2 separate regions of the Mus musculus genome follow, and region 2 is linked to region 1. The links are chromatin loops, found by intact Hi-C in ENCODE. Cell type or tissue: heart. All regions are shown on one strand. Links, peaks and the distances in the headings refer to the core of each region. The heading gives the core; the rest is flanking DNA.

Region 1 (9,876 bases), core at 3,292-5,791:
TTACTACCTCTCATTGCCCCTTCTCAGTTCCCCACGACACCTCTAAGCAAGACCCCTGTCATATTTTCTTCTTCATGTATTACCCTTTCCTTTCCTTTCCTTTCCTTTCCTTTCCTTTCCTCCTTCCTTCTTCCCTTCACCTCCTCCTCCTCTTTTTCAACCTCCTGAAGTCAGTTAGTGCTGCCTGATTGTGATATGTTGATCTTGTGTGAGTAACCATAGCTGCAGTGAGTTCATGAGAGCAATGGTCATGTCGTATTTAGAAAACAACATTTTATATTCTTCCCTATCTGTAGCTTTTCTATTCTTTCCTCTCCCTCATTTGAGATGGTCCCTGAGCCCTGGGGAGTGATTTGACATAGATGTACCTTTTGTGGGTGAGCATATAGCAGCATATAGCAGTAACTTACTCTCAGCAGTTTGACTACTTAGGAGTCATCATGCTGTCTCTTACCCATTGCAGAAAGAAGCTTCTCTGACCAAGGTTGAGAGCAGCACTAATCTATAGGGCTATGTAGAAGGCAGTTTGCCAATATGCCCAGTTCAAAAAACAACAACAAAACCTAGACTCCCTCTAGGGCCCAAGATCCTAGATCATGGCTTCTTACCAGGTCCACAGTTCTGTCCTATGGAGCAACCTTCAGATCTCATCAGAAGGTGATTGTTTGCCTCTATAAACTTCGTGCCACTATTGTACCAGTGGGCACAACTTGTCTGTCAGGTTGGTACTCAGGGTACACCAGTGTGTAATATCTTTGGTGATTTTTCTCCTCCATCAGCATACACAGTACCTTCTGGCACTATAAAAGCTTATAAAGTAGTGGGTTTCTATAATTGTGTGTGTGTATATATATGCATATTTATGAATATATATATATGTATATATGTGTGTGTGTATATATTTAGTTAACTGGCTGTTTTCCCTCTTTGCCCATCTTTTTATAAATAAACAAACAAAAAATAAGTGTTATCATTCTTGTATGTGATTCTGCTTGCTTTCTCCCGCCTCTGTCTTATACTTGCATCTTTAGCTAGATGTCTTTATGTGTTCTTCATCTTCTTTTAGCAGATTTCTATGCTGTTCTGGAGAATGCATTCTTCCTAAGACTTGTAACCTTTGAGAATCTGTAGGTATTTATTTAATACTAGCTACCAATTTTTGTTTTATTTGAGAAGTTGGTGGCTATAGTTTGTATAATGTCACTGAAAACAAAAGAAAATGAAATAAAACATGGGTGCAGGACTGGTGGTCATGGTTTTTGCCCTCTCTCTGTCTCTTCTATGTTTGTGACTGGGCCAGACCTGTTACCTCCTAAAGCTCTTTATTACAGGTAACACTAACAAAAGGTTCATAGTCTATGATAAGGAGTGAAATTTCATCATTACAAAACCTTTTCAGATTTTACAAAGTAGTGGAGAGATAAAGTTTCATTGTCTCCCAAGAAACTCCAACAAGGAAACCAAGAATCAGTGAGCCTTTAGGAGGCAGAGGTCCAGGAAGTGGAAGGTACAGGGTGGGTCAATAAGTTTTAGTCAGCGAGTAGTGGGAAAGTTTGTAGAAATAACAGGCTCGGAGTGAGTGGGGAAAGATGGTGGAGTGAGCTGCTGGCGAGGGGACAGTCTCAGGGTGTATCAGGGCCAGGGAAATGTTGGTGAGTGGTTGATCTTTGTTCCATAGGTGGTTTGGGATCTTTATTACATACAGGGCTGGACCACGGGCAAGTGGCAGTGGAGGGAGAGCTGGGGTGTGTGAATATCTTCATGAATGGAACTTTACATTTATGGCATGCGAACGTTTATGGAATGGAGATAGGCATTCTGCGATAGTTTCCAGATTGGTCATAGCACTCATTAGCTTTAATCTGAGCTGCACATAGCAGTGGTGGAGTAGCAACTCCTTCACCGTTGGTTCTAGCAACCAGAAGTCTGACACTGATGCCTGGTAGCTGTGGCCTTTATTGGAAACCTTAAGGGGAAAATGAGCTCTGTCCCCTGTGGGATGCCAGCCAGTCAAAGTGTTCCTTGCTATGTGGGTGTGTAACTCCTATCTCTGCTTCTATTGTTACATTGTGGGAATCTTTCTGAAGATCACTCTGACTCCAATGAGATCGGAAGAGAGGACATGCCACTGGTGGACTCAAGTCAGGACAGTTCCTGAAAGGTCTCATTCCTGGGTCCAGTATGCATTCTCATTTTATATTCTAAAACCACAAGGTGGTGGGTGTGGACAAGCAAGCAAGCAAGCAAGCAAGCATGTACAGAACTGTATATAGCAGTCAGAAGGTTGGTAAGGGCAGAAGCCCATTGTTTCTGCTGTTTCTCTAGGTCTTTCTGTCTCAGCTAGCAAGTTAAGTCATGCTTGGCAAATAGACAGTGTAGGCAGTACTTCAGTTAAATCACTAAAGAAATCAACAAATCAGTATTTAGTAATTGGTCTTTTCTACCTTATTCTACTTCAATGCCCTTGTCATCCCTGTTTCTGAGTCTCAGGTCACCCCCATCTTGTTCCTATGAGGACACACATCATTAGAGTTTTAGTAGTCTAGTGTGATCACACCCGGAGGTCTTTAGCTTAGTGCAAAGACCATCCTCCAAGTACAGTCAGGTGCACAAGCTATAGGTAGACATGTTTTGGAGAGCGGCCCTTCAACCCAGTGAAGGTAGTGATGTAAGTAAATAGCCTGGTAATGTACAGACTTGGTAGGTAAGCCTTGGAGATTATAGACTACGGCTAGGTAGTCCTTGACTTAGCTTTTATTGTTAACTTGATAGAGCCTCATCATCTGAGAGGAACGCTTGATTGAGAAGTTGGCCTGTGGAGAATTACCTTGACTGTCTTCGTTGATGTAGGAGGCCCCGTTCAATGTCCCTTGACCTAGTTCCTGGGCAGGTGATCCTGGGGCATATAAGAAAGCTGAGCTGGAGCCAGCGAGCCAGTGAGCAGCAGTCCTCCATAGTTTATGCTTCAGTTTCTTGCCTTGAGTTCCGGCCCTGACTTCTCTCAGTGATGGATTTTTATTTGGAAGTGTAAGCCAATAAATCTTTGCTGCCCTGAGGTGCTTCTGCTCATGTCATTTGTTATAGCAAGAAAGCGGAAACTGGAACATTCCTGAAAGGAGCCCATACTTGTCATTTGCAGGTATAGTGCTATTTCTTGTTTTTTGTTTTGAGATAGTTTTGCAAGCGCAGCCCGGGCTGGCCTGGAACTTACCTTGTTGTTCAGGCCTGCCACTTTCATCCTGCTCACTAGGTTCTCACGTGCTGGGATTACATGTGGGCACCCCCATGCCTGGTTAGCAGCCCAGCTTACAGATATTCCTCAGCATCTGATTCTCTAATGGGGAGACAGATTGTGAATAAGAGTCAGGCCTTGGGGACCAGTATTTATTTAGCATTACAATTCAAAGCAAGAGACCAAACCTCAATCATTGTCTGTCTGTTTGTCAGTCTGTGTGTATATGTTTGTGTATGTGAGCATATATACATGTGTGTGTGTGTGTGCGCGCGCGCGATAACGTCACCTTGACCTATTGGATATCTTTGAGGTGTCACACTGAAAGTAGTTAGAGTTCAGCTAGGATTATTGCCAGGCAACTAGAACCTTTCCTACCTGTTGAAGCAAAGCCAGGTTAGAGAGCCGCCTTTGAGAATCCCTTGGTTTGTGATTTAATGATAGTAAGCTCAGTAAAATATGTTCCCATTTCTCCTCCCAGTTTTATGTGTAATGTGTAAGTGATAACACCTTAAGAATGATAAGCGATATTACTTGTTGTTGTGGAGTGCAGCAGGCAGACTAGGATTATTGTGTAAGTCACGTCCATTTTCAGGGTTTGTCCCTGAAAAACAAAGTTCTACCTGCTCTTGGCATTAATTAAATTAGGTATAAAAAAGTTATTTCTCACGTAAATTAATGCCACTTGACATTCTAAATTCTTCTGCCCTTAAATTCATAATTGCCTCATTTTGCCATGATTTATCCATTGTGAACTTAGGCCCTGTAACTTACTGAGAACACAGTTGTAAATGGGTTTCTTAATGAGGAAGAAAAACATTTAGTTTAAGGATGAAACAGCTTTATTCCCAGCTGTATTTTAATAATGAATTCCACTATTCCTTGCCTTCCCTATAACATAATAGAACTTTTAGTTCTTCATTTTTGAGCAAATTTTAGAATGTACTGATATAAACTTTATTCTTTGGAAATGTGATGTATTAGAAACTCATGCGAAGCTCAGTGGAGGTCATGCCAGCTACTCCTGGATGCTGTCACAGAGTTCTAGCATGTAGTTGCCAAGTCTGCTGAAGCCTTCTTGGACATCTTCCACTCTGGTGTCTTGGATGGGCTTCCTTGTCTCTGCTGAGGGCCAAGCCAAGCTGCGCAGTCTACATTTCAGGCCACTCCCACTAATTTTTGGCAGACAGACCAGTGACAGCAAGCAGGAAAAGGCTAAAGCTATGATCCTGTGCTGCCTGGCCACTCTTTTCTCTCTGAACTTCCCTGGTATGGGTTGCACTAAACACAGTCAGAGTTATAACTGGAAAGTTTCATCTTTCATAACCAAGCAACCAGTTCTGCTGGCTGGTGCTTCCTGGTCACCATGGCAACTTAACAGGTTCACCTCATTCCTTCCTCTGAGGCCGCATGCCCTGACTGTTCACTGGGCTTTCTTAGAATTTCCCTTCAAATAAAGAACTACCGTGCACATTCAGTATATGCTTTTAGTTTTAATACAAGATATTGTGCGACATTAAAATTCCATTACTTTGTTTAAATTCTTATTTTGGGTAATTAGATTTTTTTATGCATCAGCTTATTCTTGATTAGATGCCACTCTTTCTTTACCTCCCAATGCACACAAAAATCCCTTTATGTTATATTTGATACATAGATTACTATATATTTAGTATGTAATACATTTATGTTCTCTATTATTACACAGATTATAATCAATCATCTTAACCCCCCCCCCCACAAAAAAAAATAGAAGTGGGAATTTGAAATGGCAGAAATTTAAAATGTTAGTTGACCAAATCAGAGCTAAAAGCTAAGAGACAAAGGAAGAGTAAAAAGTTAGTACCAGCCAGGCAGCTGGTGGTGGTGCAGGCCATTAATCTTAGTACTCTGGAGGCACAAGCAGGGAAATCTCTGAATTTGAGGCCAGCCTGGTCTACAGAGTGAGTCCCAGGATGGCCAGGGCTACACAGAAACTCCCTACAAAAACCAAACAAAACCCAAAACAACAATGATAAAAGTTAGTACCTTTTTGCTTCTCCTCCCCCCCCCCCCCCCCCCACAACCCCCCAACTGCTTTTACCAGTTTCTATCAGCTGCTGCAAGGCACTTTTTACATTGCAAATTTGGCAGTTTTCCTTATTCTGTTGCTCTTAAGAAAAAGATAAAAGGAGGCCATCTTTCCCTGCCCTGGCCCTCAGTTCCTTGGGTGAACAGAGAAGAGATTTTACTGTTAAAACTAGAAGTAGTTGACAAAGTGTGATGTACCAGTAGCACTAGCTTGGCTGTTACGTGACTTCCCCTTCTGTTCTGATCAGGGAAAGATATCAGACAGAGGGTCTAATACAGCGTTTCCACCGCCAGATTTCTACTGTAAGCATCAATGAAATTATGTGACTGTGTGTGTGCTCTTCAGCTCTAACTGATGAAGCTAGAGAAGAAATCGACTTCCTAAGCAGATGGGGAAGGCACAGAGCAGCCTTCATTCCCAAAGGGAGAAGCCAAGAGGAAGAAAGGCAGTGTGGATATGAGGGAGTTGTAAACCTAGCAGAGTGCCCATTTCAAGATTTTTCAGTTTAGGAACAGTCCTCTGTGTTTCCCTGATGCTCTCTTCTCTAGCCCTGTGGAAACTGAGGTCCCGTGTCCTCAGTCTGCTGGGAAGCAGATGGACTCTTGAGGACCTGAGTGGCAGCCTGCCCCAGGAACGCTTAGTGGAAAAATGTGATCGTGTCTGTTCAGGAGAACAAGAAACGGGAGTCCTGTTTGATGGATTCTCATGCTTAGACTTTGGAGTCTACAGATGGAGAGTCATCTACAGAAATTATTGTCACAATCTAATAGTCTTTTTTTTTTGTGACTATTAGAAGGATTATGTGCAGAGAGTTTAGCAGCCTTGATACGGAATATCCTCAGGGATATTTTGTGATTTTTGTTGGTTTCATATTGTCTGAGAAATGATTAGATTAATGAATCAATAAATGAGAGTGGTAATGCACTTGCTTGGGATTTCAGGAATCCAGAGAGAAGGTGTTGGCAGGGGACAGAATTGCACAGCTCACCAGTCTGATGTCTTTCTTAAATAGATTCCTAATATAGTTTAATTGTGACACTCTTAGGTCTCATTTTGGAATTATTTTCTAGATAGTGCTAAATTTGTTCCTAATGCTTTCAGTATTCACTGTTTCAAAGCTTGACATTCTGGGAAGAATGAGTAAAAGTAAATTTAATGAGTCAGCACTTATGTTCAAAAAAAAAAAAAAAACAGTTGTAGCTTTTCTTTAAAAACTAAGTTGAAGTTTTAAGACAGAGATGACATCATTGGTCTTTGTCTTGAGGTATCAGGGATTTGTGGACAATCAGGGAGTCTTCTGTTTCATCCTTTCCCTACTTGCCACTTTGAAGTCTCTGAGAAAACCTGTCTCCTCAATGCTTCCTTTAGGACTCCTTTTGTATCTCCTGGCCCCATGGCTTTTTCTGGCATGTGAACATCCTTGTCTTTAGTTCATTCAAGACCAGTGGTGAGTTTGTTTGATTTGTTTTTGTAAATTTTAACAGGATCTTAATGGTCAGACCTTTCATTATTGTAGTCCCTTCTTGGCATGCAGCAAAAGACAAAAGTCAGAAAAGATGGGTGTCCAGTGTGTCTTCATTTAACATTTTGGTGAAATTTCATCTGTGTAATGATTCCTGAGAGAGTTGATCAGAGCTGATTAACACAAGCCTTTTGTCATTTGCCCAGGACCCTAAAAGGGTTGTCATCAGCATAGACATTTAGTTAGTTAGTTTTAGCTTTGTAGTTTCAAGTTAAGTATCATTGAATTAATTTTCCAGAATGACAGTTTTAAAAACTATTTTCACAGGAACAAAAAGACAGATTTTCTTTGTATATAAATAAAGAACACAGTTTATGCTGAGGATGGAAGTCTCCTTAAATAAAACATTGTCTCTCTTCTCCTTGGACTCAACTGGGAAAAATCAATATTAGGTTCTTCAAATGCAAAAAAGATGAAAGGGAAAAGCTGATGTGTTAACAGGGCAAGGTGTGTCCTTTTCCTGGGGCTCCAGTTTTCCTGTGGGTTTTAAGTAGTCTCTCTTCAAATCGTGTGGATTAAAAGGACACAGCGGATGTTTACTTCTGTGAAAGTAGAAACAAAGTCTGGTTCCTATGCAGGTTGTTGGAGGGTTTCCTTTTTTTTTCTTTTTTTCTTTTTTGTCCTTAAACTTCTGAAATTGTTATTCCTTATTCATTCTGCACTTATTTTGATGAATGAAAATATAATATTTACTCCTTTCTCTTTCCTTCCTCTAGTTCTCCCATTGCCTTCCCTCTTGCCCTGCCCAAATTCCCCAGCTTTCACACTGATCACCTTTTTTTTATTATTGTTACACACCACACACACATGACTCACGCATAAACCCAAATATATAAATGCAACTTGCCGAGTGTTTTTTTTGTCTGCTTCATAGAGTTCTTACTACAGCTACCTCTGCAAGTCAGGATGTATATAGCATAGGAGGTTGCAACTAGCAGGTTTGGAATGGAGTGGCGGGCGGCATGGATTGCCTTATTTTATTTGCCTCTGTGTCTGCAGCGCCTGACCTGTGACTGGCATATGGTGCTTGATAAGTGCAACCACACAGCATTCTGTTCAAGCTTTGACTGATTTCTTTAGGCCCAAGGACTTACTCATTACTTCTTTTTTCAAATGCCACAGTTTGACAGCCTGATACTTATTGTTAACAACAACAAAACATGGAGAAGAAGAACAGAAGCAGCATTAGATAGACTGACTACCAGTTAGATTTTGTTTATGAAATGGAAAAATGTTCTAAGGCTGCAGATCACAGGGCGTGCTTTATATCAATTACTAATATCTGTATCTGTCTGTCTTACCATATCATCTGTAGCTTTCTACTGAAATACTAGGATTCCAAGTTCCAGCTGCTTTGTATGGCTTGGAAGAGAGAGATGATTGTGACCAATGCCATATTCCCTCAGGCAAGGATTTCATTCAGCATGCTTGTCTCGTATGGTGGCTGAGAGTTCCTCCTCAGGCCATTTGTTCACTCCTGTAGTGACATGGTGATGCAGTTGTGCCTTGCTTGGGTAGCGATCTATGTAGGTTGCCAAAAATAGAAATTAAGATCAAATATAAACCAGCTCCAGAAAGGGGGAAAAAAACAATTCATCTCAACACTGTGTTTCTAACACACTGAGGGTAATGCTACACGGGGCACACTGTACAAATATGGAGAGCAGCCTGCTTTGTTTATAAAAGTAAGCATGTATTAGATTGGTCAGAGTGTAATTTCTAATGAGATACATTTGATGTTCCTTGAATGAAGGAGTATGATTCTCAGGAGGTTATTCTTTTATTTACCTTCTCTACACTTTTACAGATATTAAGTTGGTGACAGGATGGTCAGGCCGTTTCTTCTTGGTTGCCTTCTACTGAGAGTTCACATGCTTCAGGGAAAGCTAGAGCTTCAGGGAGGCCTGCTCAGCCTCAGTGTTTCCCCTGTACTGTGCCCTTCTCATGGACATGTGCTGGAGATCAGGACACGGGGGACATGTTCCTGCTTTTCATAGTTCATTCTATTGTAGTTCTTCAAGTATCTTTTAATGTAAACATCTTGACGGATCACATTCAAGACTCATCCTCTGGTGGCTGAAGACTGGAAACTCAGCAAAGAGGAACAGTAGAGCTCTTCACAGGTCTGAGGCCTTGTTCACTCAGAGCAGGTAGCCTGGTTCTGAGCACACCCCACTATTGTCCCCTTTACAGGTGCAGTTCCAAACACTTCTCAGAGACAGTGCCTGCTCACTCTAGATGGGTAGAAAGAACAGGTGTTTCTAGTAATTTCTCATAACATTGTGAAAGGTTTTGAAAACAAATTTAATGCAATTCATGATATAAACCATAACTATAAGTAATAGAGTATAATAAATCCATTTGAAGGCAGTATAAGTTATATGCATTATCACTTAAGTAATAGTAAGCAGGCAGCCATTTTAGTAATTTGATAATTAAAGTATGTTATATAATTTTGAGGAATTGCGGTATTAAAATAACATTTCCATTAAGTGCCTGTCTACCTCTAACAAGCCCACCCACCTTTTTGTGACTCATAATCTTTCAGAAGTAGAAGGTACCACCTCAACTCAGAGCCAGACATTTAAAATCAAGTCATTATAAATCTTCTGCAGCCACATGAGGTGACAGATGTTGTTGCCCCCTTCTTACAGACAGGACAACCGATATTGAGAAATGGATGAAGCCTGACATGCTCTTGACCACTAACTGTGATACTGGCTTCTTTATTACAGAAAGTTGGAGCAATGTCTTGCCAATTAGTTTCTAAATCAAGGAAGCTGGGTGCATTAACACAACAAGATTGGAGCACTCGTACAGTGCCTGAAGCCTCAGCTCATGGAGAGGCTTTACAGGGATTTTACTGGAGCCGAGGTGTCAGTGGGTTCTGTAAAGTATTGTATGGTGCCTCTGCCTCCCACTGGCCTTTACCCATTTCCCCAGTACACATGCTGAGGGACAGCCTGTTGGATGGCTCAATGGGTAAAGGAGCTTGCTGTCCAACACAGTGGAAGGGGAGTTCTGATGGCTACAAATTGTTTTCTCACCATC
Region 2 (9,876 bases), core at 4,602-7,101, 97 kb before region 1:
AGGATGAGCATTCATTATGTCAAATGAGCAGGGGGATTAGAGAGCAGTTTGCATATGACAATGCAGAAGTAACAGATATGGCTGACCCGAGACAGTGGGAGAGAAGTGTGGAGCATAGTTAACCAGGAAATGTTGAAGAGGAGAAATCCCCACTCCCCGAGGACTGTGCCACTGTCCCTGCACTCCAAGCCTGGATGTTGAGCCCTAGGATACCTTTCAGCCTGGCCTCACATCCAGACACAGTGCTGTCACTCACGACTTGATCTTTAGCCTTTGGGGTCACTGAAACAGGTTTCAGGCTCCAAACTCATAGGTTATCTCATAGGTTGTGCATCTCGCTGCTGAGGTGCCCGACATCTGCCTGGGTGAATAGACAGTATAGTGTGGTGAGCTATGTGGGCCTGGCATGAACCTGGCTCAGATCAAGGCAGGGAGAAGATTCAACCTTGACTCCCTTTATCCCTTTGACTTTGTGCACAATAGCAAAGAAGGGTGGATCTGATGTCCCTAGGCTAAGGCCGAAACTCACACTGAGCCAGCCCTTGTCCCTTATCCACATTTTCCACACCTGGATCCTGTCTCAGGACCTTTCAGAAATGAAAAAAGCTGGAGAAAAGGAGAAAGAAAGGAAAGAAGGAAAGAAGGAAGGAAGGAAGGAAGGAAGGAAGGAAGGAAGGAAGGAAGGAAGCTGGGGAAAGAAGGGAGGAAGAAAAGTGTCTGGGCTGCTTTAGGTTCAAATTCTTATGAGGGACAGACATTTTCCTTCCTGACTGACAGCTCCACGCTGTTTTAGTTAGCTACTGGAATCCAGAAGGCAGCTGCTGGGACTTCCGGGTTTTTGTGTTCCAGAGCTAGGAACTGCATCAGGTGCAAACTAGCAGAGCTAGTTTATTCAGAGACAATATCACTTCTGAGAGTGGAAGTAGACAAGAGCTGGAAAAAAGTCAAAGGGTCGGTGGCACCATGCAGGAGGGTGGGACATCTTTGCACAGCATGGCTTCCTCTGTGCGCGCTCATGTCTGCCAAGTTGAGGAGGGCTTTCTAGTTCTTCTGCCAAATGGCTTCTTTCATGTCAGCCTTAACGCCTTTCTTTATCCTACTCCTCTGCCACACTGCTTGGTTTTGCAGGTCACAAGTTTATAGGACAAAACCTCAACTCTACAAGAGGTCAGTGTTTGTCACATGTAGGCGTGTACAGCATTCTGTGGTAGATTCCAGGTTCCTAACTTCCACAAGCTTCCTACTGAGAAAAAACAAAACAAAACAAAAGGTGAAATAAACCATGGAGAAATCTATCCAAGGCGTGCACTGAGCACGGTCCATTACATCACACATTTGGAGATACCCTAAGAATGGTTAGCTTTGTCTTCCTTCTGCCACCCCTTGTGGCCTAGATGGTGATTTGGGAGAATGTGGGTAAAGGTGTGGAGAAACTGCTGATAAATGATGGAGTGAGTCCCATAGATGAGGGCCAGTCTCCCAACTGAAACTGAACTCATCTAAGTAAGGCCACCATCTTGCCTTCGAACCTACAGCTACGCACCAGTGGATGGTAAGCCAGTTTACCAAGCTCCTAGAGCATAAAAATACCAATCAGAATGCTTCCCTCTCACCTCCAAATATTCCCTTCTAGGAGGGCACTTTTTGTTTTGTTTCTATTTGTTAGAGAAGTACTGCTCTATCTCTGGCTGTCCTGAGGGTCTTATTTATCTTTACGAAGTACTCAGTGGAAATGTAGCCTTGAATCCACTATGCTCTGGCTCAGTCTTACTCTCTATCCCCACCAACCCAAAAGCAAACTCACAGAAATATAGTCTTATTGATTGATTGATTGATTGATTGATTGATTGTGGTGCTATGGATTGACTACAGGGCACCAAAGTCTGCTAGTTAAGTATCCTGTGGAGGGTTGAAACAGACCTGCCTCCCATAGGCACATGTGGTTGGACACTTGGTCCCCTGTTATGGGTACTGTTTGGGGAACCTATGGAATTTTTAGGAGGTGTTGCATTGCTGGAGGAACTATCTTCACTAAGGGTGAGCTTGGATTTCTTTATAGCCTCTCTCTACTTCCTGCCCTGCTAGCTTTCTGTGTGGATGAAATATGATCAGACAACCTCCTGCTCCTGCAAATGTCATGTGTTCCCCATAATTATGGACTCTAACCCTTTGGAGGCATAAGCCAAAATAAACCCTTTCTTCCTTAAGTTACTTTTAGTTGTGGTATTTTATTCCAGCAACAGGAAAGAAACTAATATATACTCCACCTCTCAGCTACATGTTCTGTGCTTTTTCTCCCCAAGTTCCTAGCTTAGCAAGGTGTGGTTGAATTGGTTGTTGGTAATTCTGGCAGCATGTTCAAAACTCTCACAAAGTTTAAGCATCCATTTTGCAAATATTAACTTTTTTTTTTTTTTTTCCGAGACAGGGTTTCTCTGCATAGCCCTGGCTGTCCTGGAACTCACTCTGTAGATCAGGCTGTCCTTGAACTCAGAGACCCGCCTGCCTCTACCTCCCAAGTGCTGGGATTAAAGGCGTGCGCCACCACCGCCTGGCAGAAATACATCTTTAATTCATCTTTCCTTCGATAATGGTCTAGTAAGGTTAATGACAGAAATAAGAAGCAAGGGAAGCCCATCCCATAGTATTACATCCCTAGGAACATCAACAATGTTTTGTGTCTTGGTGGGACTAGTAGTCAGATCTGAAAATATTGAAGTTTCACAGAGAAATAAACAGCAAAGTCCAGGGAATCCTGACTTGTCTGGATTTTAGTTACCCATCAGCCTTTGTTCTCTTTACACCCTGGTCCTTCCTCCAGCCTGGACCTTTTTGGTGGGCTTCCTCCCACCACACACACCATGTCATGATGACAGGCTTCTTCTCAGAGTCTGTGCTCTTCCCTTCAATCCCTTGGCCATGCAGTGTGCCCCTATGTACAGCCAAATTAGCCAGTCAGGTTCATTCCCACTGGATGTCTCCTTTACATACTGGTTCGACCAAAGAACCTCTGACCTAGAGCTAGTTGTCAACCCACTCTTGCTCGAGTTCCCGCCCAACTCCAGCTACTTTCTTTACTTCCCAATAAACCTTGTCTGCCTGCCCCTTTTCTACTGGCCTTGCTCATTCCTCTGTGCTCCCGTGGTAATGGACTCTGCTCCTACCCAGTAAACTGGCAAAGGTTATGGGGGGATGAGATGGAAACTCAGATCCACTCAGGCCATGAAGCAGAGTGGTGATCCCCAGCTGTGTGACCTTGGGAGCATTCAGAGATAGGGAGAGTTGTGTAAAGGCCATGAGGTGAAGAACTCTTGGCTGCCCAGTTATCTCTGTGCACAGTAGGACAAGGTAGGATTGTATAGGACTATTTAGGACAATATAAGACTATATAGGACAATAGGAACACCTTCTCAGGGTTGCAGTGAGAGTTGAATGGCAGCCAGAAGCAGTTGCATATATGGTTGTGTATGTATGACTGGTTTCTGTTTCAGGGAGCTCAGCTTAGAGCTCATTGAGGACCTGCTCAGCAAAGGTTATGGGGGATGAAATGACTGTCCAAACATCCGTAAGCACTAATTCAGATGGGTTTGTCAATAACAAGGACATGAGGCTCAAGCCCCTTATCAGTAGTGATAAAGAGGTAGGGAGAATAATTATCCTCGAGATAACGTCAATCCTGGAACCTTCTTGCCTCAGGCAGCTGCTGATAACTATGCCTCATTTCTCTCTTTGGACTACTGACCCAAATCCTTATCCTGCTTAGCCTGACATTCCTGGCATTCTAACTCTCTAACCTCCCTCCATACATGCAAATGCCTAGAACTAAACCAACTCTGCTCTGAGTTTTTACTCCAAAAATGTTGCTTACCTCATTTCCCCCTCCTTGGGTAATGGCTCCTATCCATTGATAGAAATGAATAAAAAGACTTGGGGAGAGGTGAAGAGCGGAGTCATAAAGTTCCGTAGGTTCTGACAAGATCAGATCAGGTGCATTCATGAAACCACCATAGACTCAAACTGTAATCATTAGCAGCCACTGGATCTCGGAAAAAGGAGATGGCTCAGTGGGTAAGAGGGCTTGCTGTACAGGCATGAGGACTGGTGTTCAGATCCCTAGCATCCATGTAGCAAGCCACCTGTAGCCATTCCACTGTAACTCTAGTATGGATCCAGGCATAGGCAGGAAGATTACTGGGGCTTGCTGGCTAAAATTCTAGTTCTACGTTGAGAGATTTTTGTCTCTGGAGAATAAGGTGGAGATAGGGCAAGTCACAGCACACGCACACACACACACACACACACACACACACACACACACACACACACACACACAAAGAGAATAGATTCTGTGGGTAAGGTTTTGAGGAGGAAAAGGCTTATCAAGGACAGATGTGGGCCAAATGTAAATCCTCGGTGAAGCGGCATAAAGACTGTTGGGGTCTCTTGGAGTAATGTTCCTACAGCTTCTCTGTCAATGTGAATTTACATCAAATGGAAGTTTAAAGGAAGCCGACAGAGGACACTCTTGTGAGGGGACTGTTGCTATAGTGTCCCTTGTCTGTCTTGTGATCATAAAAAAACAAAAACAAACCCAACACCCAATTAAAAAATATCCCCAAGTAGTGCTGAGGGGGTGAAACATGAGTTTGAATCTCATATCTCATTATCTAGCCCCTGTTATGTTTCTTATCTGTTGTATGCCTCAGTTTTCTCTTCTGCAGAATGAGTATAGAAATGCCATCTACCTAAAATGTCGCCATGAAGCTTAAATGTGTTCCTAATTGTTCAATGTCTGGTACATACTAGTTGTTACTGTGATTTGTATTTTATGTAAGTGCATAGCAGCCTGGATACTGTACACAAACACTTTTCTCCTTGTAGAGTAGAAAATCCAGCAATAGCTTTTTATTAATTTAAGGTTAAGTAGCAAGAAAACAGATGTCACTAAGGTAGGCCCAAAACCCTCCATCACTTTCGCAAAGAGACAGGGTGGTGCCTGTTTATAATCACAGTATTTTGGAAGTAGAGGCAGGGTCAGGAGTTCGAGATGAATTTCTGGCCAATGGAAGATAGACAAAAACCCTATCTCAAAAACCAAAACCAAAACAACAAACCACTACTACCCAACCAAAACCCAGTACACTCACAACACCCACACCCAAGCTTGTGCCCCCACATGGCCCAGGAACTAAGGGTAGCATTGATCCTAATTCCTTCCCTTGGAACATTACTCTCTCCAAGGTGTGTCCTCTGAAGGTGGTATCAGTTCCTAGGGCCAGACCTAGCAGCCCTCACTGCAGTGTCAAGGTCTAATCTGTCACTCCCAGGGCCAGTTTTAAGTCAGTGCCCCTGGGGCTGAGATCTGCTTTTGCCTGAAAGCCAGGCAAGATGCAGTAAGCTCTGGGAAGCCACATGGCCTTGGGGTGAGATGGTGAAGGTAGTGGGGGGTAGGGGTAACAAGGTGAGGAGTGGGTGGGGGGGTCTTCCACCGCCCCCAGCCCCCTCCTTCCTTTCTTTTTCCCAATTCCCTCACCCCAGCTCTCTACTGCACCCGCTTTCCTCCCCGCCCTTTCTCCCGCCCCGCCCCTCCTTTCTAGCTCCGTCCCTCCTCTCCTGCCCCGCCCCCTCCCGAGGCCTGGGCCCGGGCGGGCTCCCTCCTCCGCCCCCTCCCTCCCCCTCGCCGCCTCTCTTCAGGTTCCTGGTTAAGATGGCGTCCCCGGTGGCCATCGCGGCGCAGGCTGGGAAGCTTCTGCGAGAGCGAGCGCTGCGGCCGCTCCTGGCGGTCAGGTCCCAGGTGAGCGCGGCCCGGGCCACGCGAGCCACCCGCCGTGGTGCCCCATGCTCCGCGGCCTCTTCGCCCCGCGCGACCCCTGGCGATCCGGTGCTCCCCGCAGCGCGGCGGGCTGTGCGGCGTCCGAGGTGTCGGGGATCGCGGGGGTCAGAGTGCACACCCCACGACCCGGATCGTTCTAATGGCTCCCATCAGCCTTGCCCGGGCACTGGCACCCCGCGCTGGGGGCGAGTTCCCAAAAGTTGGGCGCACTGTTGGAACGCAGAGGTTTCTCAGCCGCTTACTGGCTCTGCCCGGGGGCGGCTCTAAGCCCGAGCTCGCTCGGCAGCCACGTGCTCGCTCCCCAGACTCCCGAGGCAGCTCACCTGCCCCAGTCAACCCCGCGGGGTGTCGCTTGTGACCCCCTTGTGCTTGTCTGTGGGGACCTGCAGGGGTCCAGGAGGATAGTAGAAGTGGAGTCTTGTATGAAAGGCCTGTGTGAAAACTCCTGCCTGCCCACTTGGTCCGTGCCTCCTAGAGACTTAACTAGTGTTAGACTCAGCAGCTCCTTCCTCCACGTTGCTCTCTTGTTGAATTTACCTTCTTCCATTGCAAGCGTCGCAGTAGCGAGGCTTTGGAAGGGAAATTGTGAGTTGGCATTGACACTTGGGAGAAGTCATCCAACTACTAGTCTTCCTACTTTCTCTAGTTTACCCGCCCCGCCTCCCCCCCCAACCCCCCCCCCCCCCCGCAAGAAAAACTTTCCAGTCCAATGAGAGGCAAATCACTACATTCTGACCAAGGCATGCATAGGGCACTAGGAAAAACGAAAAGAAAATAACTTACTAATGATTTTTTTTTTGTTTCTCTAAACTTTGGATCATTATGACATCTGTGAAGGTTTTTTTTTTCTTCTTTTCATTACCTGACATTCCATTTCTCTGTTATTGTTAATGGGAATTTAAGAGGCGCTAATAGTTATTACTGTAATATCCTTAACAGGCACTTGACAGTATGGTGGGTAAAGGAGAGGGATGGCGGTTTGTCTAATTAAAATCACAGATACCTGCTATAATAGAGTGAGGAGAGATCTCCAGGCGATCTGAGTCCTGTTCATTATTTAAGTGTTATATATAAAAAAACAAGAGCTGGGGTGCTGTTGCAGTAGGTTTGAATTGATGAGAAACATGGAGCCTAGGGCAGTCAAAAATGAAGAGTGAGAAATGATTGTTCAGAGAAACCTAAAACAGAATGTTTAGCTGGCTGGCGTATGTTGTCACCTTCCCTATCCAAGTTGTCATCTTCCCTATCCAAGTCGTGGAAACCTTGTCATCCTGACAAGCAGACTGGGTGAGACCTGTTACCTACATTGGGCAATGTTCATTGATTACATACTTGTATGTGACTCATTACTCTGGAAACATCAGGCTTAGATGGCAGTAGAACTCAGAGATGGCTCAGGTGGTAACTCTCTCCCCAAGCAGGAGAGCCTGGAATTCAGATTCCCAGCGTCTATGTAAAAAGCCAGGCAAGCCTGTGTGAGCTTGTGACCCAGCACTGGGAGGAAGAGACTTGTGGGGAGCTACTGACCAGCCAGCCTAGGGGAATAGCTTAGGTTTCACTTCAGTGAGAGAGACCCTGTCTTAGGGAAGGAAGCAAGGTAGAGAGAGTTCTAGAAGGACACAAGTGACTTCCAGGAGGGCCTGTTCTGGTCTGTTCAGGCTTTCATGAGCGCAAACACACACACACACACACACACACACACACACACACACTCACTCACAAGATGATTAGTTTTTGTTTCTGTCTTATCTAACCCTAGACATGAAGGTCAGAAGACATGTCCAGTATCTCCTGGAACTTGAGTTACTGAGGGTTGTGAACTATCCCATCAGCCAGGACTGAATCTGGGTCCTCTGTAAGAGCAATAACTACACATTATACAATGTTCAAGACCTGAACCATGCTCACGGTCAAGTGGGCCTATGTAGAAAGTCCAGTACTGAGCAGTTCACTGACCTGCTCAAGGTTACAGAGAGTTTGAGGTCGAGCTGATGGGTAAAGGTTACTTCATGTTCCCACTCTACCAGGGCCCAGTCGGGTGAATGCCCCTTTCCCTTGCCAATAGATCTGCAGGCCAGTAGAAAGGAAGCAAGTCACTAGTGCTACTCACACATTTCTTACAGGAACATCTTGGAGTTGATAGTGGAAGAAGGTACATACGTGCGTACTGCCTTTGACTTTAAGGAGCTATTTCTTAGTACCAGCTCTTTGCCATTCTCTTGCTGTGCCCCTATTCATTTCCTGGATCACAGCAGATACTACAGTTAAGCCTGGCTCATTTTTCCTACCAAACTTAGGAATCTTCAAGTATTTTAGGAATCTGTTGGCACCGTCGGCCTAGACCTACTTTGTATCAGGCCTGGTGGGAAAAAAAACAAACCAAAACAGGTGGACGGGCCAAGATAAAAGACCCACTTTCTGCTTTTAGAAGCAACTCTAGCTTGTTTCACAAAAATGTCCACGGAATAATATCCCTTCCCTGGGTTAATGTTAACATTTGACACATATTTTTGATGCTTAATGTCATTGAAGTTTTTTTTTTTTAAACGTCTGCCTCTGGCTTCACTGTTTTGACTTTGGCCATTTCTACGCTGTCCTCATGGAGGACTGCTCCAGGCCCTGGGACTTGGGGTTATGAGTAAAAAGGGGAAGATTATAGATGCTCCAATAAGAAAGATGATTTCAAGGACTGATGAAGCCATAATGAAGGCAAACAGGGCCACACAATGTGGAATAAATAGCTTCCCAGGCAGGCATGTGAAAGCCCAGAAAACCAACCTGTTCCATAGGGTGGTTTTATTGAGGTTTAATTGTTTTCTATTTTGAGACTGGGTCTTGGCTGGACTATGTTGAGCAGGCTGGCTTAGAATTCACAGGGATCTGCTTGTGTCTGACTCCCAAATACTGGGATTAAAGGTATATTCTTGATCTATATTTAATTTTTTAATTGAAAAAAAAACCAAAACCAAACATAATGTACATTGAAAAGTGTGTCCGTTAGTTGCTCTTCTCATTGCTGTAGCAACGAATCCAAGAAGGCAGCTTGAGGGAGGGCATCATTCTGGCTCACAGTTTGAGCATAGTGTAGCTCCCTATCCTAGCAGGGAAGGACCGGCCTCAGGAGCTTGAGGCAACTGGTCACATTGTATCCCCAGTCAAGGAGCACAGGGGCTGGATGCCATGCTCCTTTATGCCGTTTGGGATCATAGTCCAGGGACAGGTGCCACCTGCATTTTGGGGGTGAGGGTGGGAGTGGGGTGGGTGTCTTCCCACCTCAGTTAATCTAGCAATACCCTCACACGTGTGCACAGAGATTGCTCTCCCAGGTGATCGTAGATCCTGTCAAGGTGAGCATATTGACGGTCAGTGCACAGTTGGGTAAGCTTGCACGTGAAAGCAGCCAGGTCTCCAGATGTCCAATGAGAGAGTGATTTAGCCGCAGCTCACATCCTTTACTGCTTCTACCACTACCCATGCTCCACAGAAGGAACAGTTTCCTCTCTTTGCATGTGGATTCTTTTTTGTTTGTCATGTAAATAAAATTATACAACATGCATGCCCCTGTTAGGTACAGCTTTACTCTATTGATAAGATCCTGAGTTTTGACATTTGAACTACGTACTGCAAAGGAGCTGGACAATCGGGATGGGAAGGGGGTGGTAAGACAACAAGTGCAGAGGCCCTGAGGTCTGACAAGTAGGGAAGGTCCAAATCATGTGGGTATCACGTGGAGTTCTTAAGAGCTTAGTGGTTGTGTGACTTGCACAAAATTGTCCATCTATTATAACAGGAAATGGCTGGGTTTAAGTCCCAGGACTCTGAATTCTGTGTCCCACATTACTATGAGAAGTCAGAACTCAGGATGGCCTCACAGCTTCTGAGGGTATAGTTAGCAGTTCAGTAGACATCTAACAGTCTTTATAGCCCCCTCTTCCCTAGTTTGTTGAGATCGGGTCTTGTTGTATAGGTCCAGTTGCCTTTGGCCTTGAGGCAATCTTGCTTGAACCTCCTGAGTGTCAGGATTATAGACATATACAGGCGTG

What was found. Peaks named below come from ENCODE experiments on the same cell type or tissue, not always from the same donor. Only the 100,000 strongest peaks of a DNase experiment are listed, where the experiment ranks them.
Region 2: a loop joins it to region 1, with 1.9 times the contacts of the local background. A loop is called at or near these places in 3 of 42 quality-filtered maps.

The regions. Positions count from the first base shown.
Region 1 is chr6:95,616,608-95,626,483 of GRCm38, reverse strand. The region is part of intron 2 of Suclg2 (succinate-Coenzyme A ligase, GDP-forming, beta subunit); the gene reads left to right. Among named protein-coding and RNA genes, the nearest start is that of Suclg2, 97 kb to the left of the region's middle. In heart, for the core only: no CTCF peak of the experiment used is centred there; a DNase peak (open chromatin) is centred at 4,393.
Region 2 is chr6:95,714,607-95,724,482 of GRCm38, reverse strand. Suclg2 (succinate-Coenzyme A ligase, GDP-forming, beta subunit) reads left to right here and starts at 5,637. Exons shown (of 11, transcript NM_011507.3): 1 at 5,637-5,794. The coding sequence starts at 5,708. In heart, for the core only: a CTCF peak has its summit at 5,768; DNase peaks (open chromatin) are centred at 5,672 and 6,152; H3K4me3 peaks cover 1,496 bases; H3K27ac peaks cover 1,446 bases.